Regions from separate parts of the Homo sapiens genome. Here region 1 is linked to region 2. Evidence: read pairs that join two places in POLR2A ChIA-PET (ENCODE). Cell type or tissue: IMR-90. All regions are shown on one strand. Links, peaks and the distances in the headings refer to the core of each region. The heading gives the core; the rest is flanking DNA.

What was found. ChIA-PET counts read pairs that join two places held together with the same protein. Peaks named below come from ENCODE experiments on the same cell type or tissue, not always from the same donor. Only the 100,000 strongest peaks of a DNase experiment are listed, where the experiment ranks them.
Region 1: POLR2A ChIA-PET joins it to region 2 with 11 read pairs; 2 of 35 experiments call an interaction of 5 or more read pairs at or near these places.

What each region holds. Positions count from the first base shown.
Region 1 is chr6:55,923,968-55,926,901 of GRCh38, reverse strand. No RefSeq gene overlaps it. Among named protein-coding and RNA genes, the nearest start is that of BMP5, 50 kb to the right of the region's middle. In IMR-90, for the core only: no CTCF peak of the experiment used is centred there; a DNase peak (open chromatin) is centred at 1,411.
Region 2 is chr6:55,692,956-55,695,889 of GRCh38, reverse strand. No RefSeq gene overlaps it. Among named protein-coding and RNA genes, the nearest start is that of HMGCLL1, 120 kb to the right of the region's middle. RefSeq lists an enhancer at 1,255-1,775. In IMR-90, for the core only: no CTCF peak of the experiment used is centred there; a DNase peak (open chromatin) is centred at 1,529.

The DNA.
Region 1 (2,934 bases), core at 94-2,593, 230 kb before region 2:
CCAGGCTTTTGTGGGTACAAACTAGAATACCTATACAAAAGGGAATCCTTACAAGTCTTTGAGGCATGGTGCATTGAAGAAAATTTGCTTTCTTTAAACTGGAAAGACCCTAACACTTGTAAAGCTCTACTTGCAAATATCCTTAATGCAATGATTAAACAGGCAGTGCTAGGTCAAATGTCCCAAATTTAATTAAGAGTCAGGGAGAAAATTTGGAGACATAAACCCTGAATTCATATGGCTTGTTCACAGACTTAAGAAAAATGTAATTATTGCAGGTTGACGTGCAGGCATTGGCTTCACCAAGAGGAACCAGGCCTAAGAATTGTATGCAGTTCCAAAGTGGAGGAAGAATTGTATGCAGTTTGGAGAACACATGGGCGGGGTACTAAAACTCATGAGGACCCTGTACACAGTCCAGGGTATAAGCATCAATAATAACGTCAGTTCACATATCTGCTGAGGTTGATTCTCCAGTTGAAACAAAGGTAGGGCAATGACTATATTCTTTAATTGTCAAGCTTTCAGGCCTAGGAAAATTCCTAACAAGAAGTAGGAGCATTATCCTTGTGGGTTCCAAATGGCAATTATCCTTTTCTCAACCCTAAATTCAGTCTTTTTACAGTTATGTGACTGTGTAGCTACTCTACTCAAGAGAAGCTCACATTTAAAAATCATTTAATATAAAATGAAACAAACTACCATGATTGAGAGTAAGCAAAAACAATAATTAAGATCCTCAAAGGCTTAATAATCTAAAATGACTATTTATAAATTTTTTTGAAGAAATAAAGATACACTAGAAAAACATGCCGAGAAAAAAGATGATAAAATAGCCAGCAGAATTCAAAAAGAATCAAGGAAAGCATCTAGAAATCAATAATGAAATGTTGAAGCTGAAGAATTAATAGGTTGAATAACATATGAGGCACAGGTAGGAAATAACTAATAAACTAGAAGTTACATTCATTAATTCAATAAATATTCACTGAGCACCTGCTATGTGCATGTTTTAGTCCTTTGGAATATATCAGTGAACAAATCCGTTAGGGAATTTGCAGTCTTATGGGAAGTGAAAGACAAAAGACAGGAGAAATAGATATAATGTATAATATTTTTAAAGGTAGAAAATTCTATAAAAAGAAAAAAATAGGTATGTGTAAAAAGTATTAGGTATAAAAAAGTAAAAAGGAAGAAGAATTTTAAATAGGATTAACAGGGTATCATTGAAAGGGTAATAATTTGAGCAAACATTTGAAGGAATTGAGGGGGTTGATCTAAGAACAGGGCCCTAGAATATGGCAGAATAGTGCCATATGCCCACTAATCCATTAAAATTTCCCCATCAGCACACAGGAAGAATACTTTCCCAGACCTCTTGTATCTAGGTAAAACTGTGTGAGTAATTCTGACTAATGGAATGAGTGTAGGAGAAATTGAGTCATACATAGCGTGTTCTCTGATCACAATGCAATTTAGTTTAAATCCAAGAAGCAAAAAGCAAAATTCAAAATGCATGAGTTTGGAAATTAAAACACCTTATAAGTAGCTCATGGGAAATTCTAATAGAAATCTAAAAATATTTTGAACTGAATGATAATGACAAAAGAAACAGCATCGAGAGTTCTAAAGCACATGTGAAACTTTGATATATTCACAAATGTGACATTTCGAAGCAGTAGGGTAAGTAGGAGTTCTGGGATTATTTGTATACAGATGGAAAAACAAATAAAATTAGATCCCTGCCTACAACATACTAAAATATCATATCCAGGTTACTTAAATACTTAAATTTGACACAAAAACCTTAAACTTTTAGAATAAGGTGTAGGAAAACATCTTTCTGGCCTGAGAATAGAAAAGGATTTCCTAAAGACGATACAAAAATTGCTAATCATAAAGAAAATTATTGATATATCTTGATTTATTAAAATTAAAAATTCCTCATGACATAATATAAGACAAATAAACCACTAACTGGGAAATGATATTTTTCATACATATTGATAATAAATTATTAGTATCTGGAACATATAAAATGGTGCTACAAATCAATAAGAAAAAACAAATGAATAGAAACCTGGGCTAAAGACAGATATTTCATCAAATGCAAAATATGTAAGACTAAGAAACACATAAAAATATGTATAAGCTGCTCACTAGTCAGAGAAATTAAAATTAATACCACAATAAAAGGTCATTTTTCACGAACTCTTGGTTCTTGTGTTTACTAAGCGGTAGAAGAACTGTTGCAAAGTAAGATGATATATTCCTTCATACTTTTTGTCTAGTAGTTATTGTTTTATGAAGCCAATTAAATAATAAGATTAAACATTGATTTTTTTCATTTATTTATTTAACAAATATTTATTGAATGTCTACTATGTGCCAGGAACGCTGCTAACAATGTACCATTTTGTAACACAAATCATTTATTTGTAGAAATATGATGCTTTACAGAAATATCCCTAAACATTGTCATATTTATTTATTTATTTTAAACTTTAAGTTCAGGGGTACAAGTTCAGGTTTGTTTTACAGGTAAACTTGTGTCATGGGGGTTTGTTGTACAGATTATTTTGTCACCCAGGTATTAAGCCTAGTAACCGTTAGTTATTTTTTCATATCCTCTCCCTCGTCCCACCCTCTACCCTTCACCCTCCAATAGGCCCCAGTGTGTGGTGTTCCCCTCCATGTGTCCATGTGTTCTTATTATTTAGCTCTCAATTTTAAGTGAGAACATGTGGTATTTGGTTTTCTGTTTCTGCATTGGTTTGCTAAGGATAATGGCCTCCAGCTCCATTCATCTTCCTGCAAAAGACATGATCTCATTCTTTTTTTATAGATGCATAGTATTCCATGGTGTATATGTACCACATTTTCTTTATCCAGTCTATCATTGATGGGCATTTAGGTTGATTCTATGTTGTTTTT
Region 2 (2,934 bases), core at 123-2,622:
TAAAGCGGTGGTTACTGGTATTTGTTGGGCCTGAGAACCATCTGGAATGTTTCCATAGATAGTATGTATATCAGGCTCCTAAATGGGACAGTCTGAATAAGCATGCCTGGAATGGAACTCTATGATGTAGATCTTGAAGAAGTTTTGCAGGTGTGTCTGCATTCAAAAAGGTGAAAAACATAAGGATAGAAGGTTAAATTAGCAGAAAAGAATAAGACGTCAGTCAAAATCCAGATAAAATTGGATTTTCAAGACTGTTGAACAATCTGCTCAAAAGTTAGGACTTTGAATGAAGAAAGTTTCATCTTTCTGTTTATTTTATGGATATGTATCATTTTCGTGTTTTATATTGTCACTCATCTTTAACACTTAGAACCACCCCCACTTCCTTCCTTTCTTCCTTCCTTTATTTCTTAACAAACACATATCGAATACCTATTATATGTTAGACAAAGGTTTAAGGATGTGGATATAAAAATGTGATTTATGATTTCAAGATTTCTTAGTGTGATTCTCTTAATACTTTACTAGACTCTGTAAAAATTATGTCATGGTTAACAATTTAGAATTTATAACAACTGGTTACTTGTATAGGAAAGTTTAACCTATTTCCAAGAGAAAACAATATTTTCCCACAAAGACATTGAACATTTTTACCTCTGAAAGCAAAATTTTGCCTTTCAAAGACATCTAAAGAAGGAAAATACTAACCTCATTACATTATAAGATCTTTGTTATGAAATTCTAAATGAACCTTCTAAATACTTTGTACCTTGGCTGGCCTTTCTAATTTAAATATTTACTATACATGATGAGTATCTTAAGAAATTTCACACTTAAAAGGCTCTTAAAGAGTAGTGGTTTAAATAGTTTTTGACAGTGACTTGTTTTACATAACTTGAAATATTCAATATGTGTGTGGGTGCATGTATTATGCACTTACAGACAGAATTACACTTACAAATGACTTTGGCTTCAGATTCAGACCTCAGAAAATGACTTAATTCCATAACCTGACACTTTCCACTGCTATAGGTTAATCTTCTATAAACTCATTTTGAAATGATATGTTATGGTTATCCCAAAACTCCTTAAAGTAGACATATCTCAAAAGTCTGAAATGTTAATCATGAGAACTAAAAGAACTCATTTTTCCCCAAAAGAAAATTTGATCTGTCGCCAAAGCCAAATAAATATTTTCTATAAAATGCTGAAATAATGTATGGAAAAATCTGTGAAACTAAAACCTCCATACAATCTAAGTTAAATGCCCATATTTATTTATATAAGGAGAGTGACCCTCAGTGTATAGAAGATACCTCTTTTTGTGACTGTGGGTTTTTTTTTTTTTTTTTTTTTTAAATGAAGGCAACACTGCATGGCCTGCATTCTACTTAATTAAAAGCTATAGTGGGCCTTCCCAGATGTTAAAGGGGCCTGAGCTGAATAAAGTGTTGACATCAGATGAATGGGCGAGGCCACCTGCTAGCTCCACTCTTGGCTTTGTGGATGATTTGCATTCCTGTGGCCTGTTGCTCGGCATGACCACTCTCAGCACTTCACAGCACCATGGCCTGTTTAATATCATGGATGCCTTCCAGTCATGAAGTCTCTCTTCTATATTAACATCAGCACACAATAGCAAGGGGCCCATTCCATGATTTCTTTGCTCAGAGTATGATGTTTTTACTTAATTTAGACCACATAAAAGAAAAGGAAATGCTTTTCTACAGGCTGGATTAAGATAAAATAAACTTCTCCTTGCCTAAAATCATTAACAGATCAATTGTTCTTTCATGAAGACAATGCTCCTTATTTTAATTGGCAAATAGTATAAATTAGATTAAAAATATAACTTGACCTTAGTAAGCACAGAATGTTTCAATTTTATTTCTTTGTTCGTCAATTTAAGATAAGTCACTCAAGAGTGTTTAGATTAGACTGTAAAGGCTGGGATGGTAATAGTCTATAAACCTAGGAAATTCCATGTTTCATAGAGGAGAAATAGTAGGCTGCAACAGAAGTGAAAGGGATAAATCATAACATTACAATCTAGAGTATATTAAGAACAAAAAGAGAAAGAAAGGTATTATGGGAGGCACTTGCAAACAATTGATTTTAAATTATTTTTTCACCCAATTTAATGTTCAATTATTTTAATTTTGGTGAAGTATACAAATATAAAGTGTACATAAAATGTACCATTTTAACCATTTTTACATGTACAGAAAGTCATTTTGTACAAAGTGGTCAATTCATCAGAAGGACATAACAATCCTAAAGTTTATGTTCCTAATAGCAGAGTTTCAGAATACATAAAGCAACAACTAGAAGTACAATGAGTAAGAGACAAATTTATAATTGCAACTGGAGATTTTAATATCCCTCACTCAATAATTGACAGAGACAATAGGCAGAAAATCAGCACAGACATAGAAAACTGAATAACAACAACCAACTTGACTTAATTAACATTTCTAGAACATTTTATCTAATAACATAATACACGTTATTTTATATGAGCATGAAATACTTACTAAGATAAATCATGAGATAGATTTGGTATGTGAAACAACTCTCAATGAATACAGAATCATTAAGGGAATACACAATGTATTCTCTAACCATGGTGGAACTAAATTAGCAATAAATAGTAGAAATTAATCTATAAAATCCCCAAGTATGAGGAAATTAAGAGACTCCTAAATAACTGATGTGTCAAAAAATACATAGAAGAGCATTTATTTATTTATTTTTTAAGATATGGGATCTTGTTGCATTGCCCAGGCTGGAATTGGAACTCCCAAGCTCAAAGTATTCTCTGGGCTCAGCCTCCCAAGTATCTGGGACTACATGTGTGTGCCACCACACTGGGGTCAGAAATTATTTTTAACTGAAAAAAAAATAGCAAATATAAACACAAAATAGCAACAT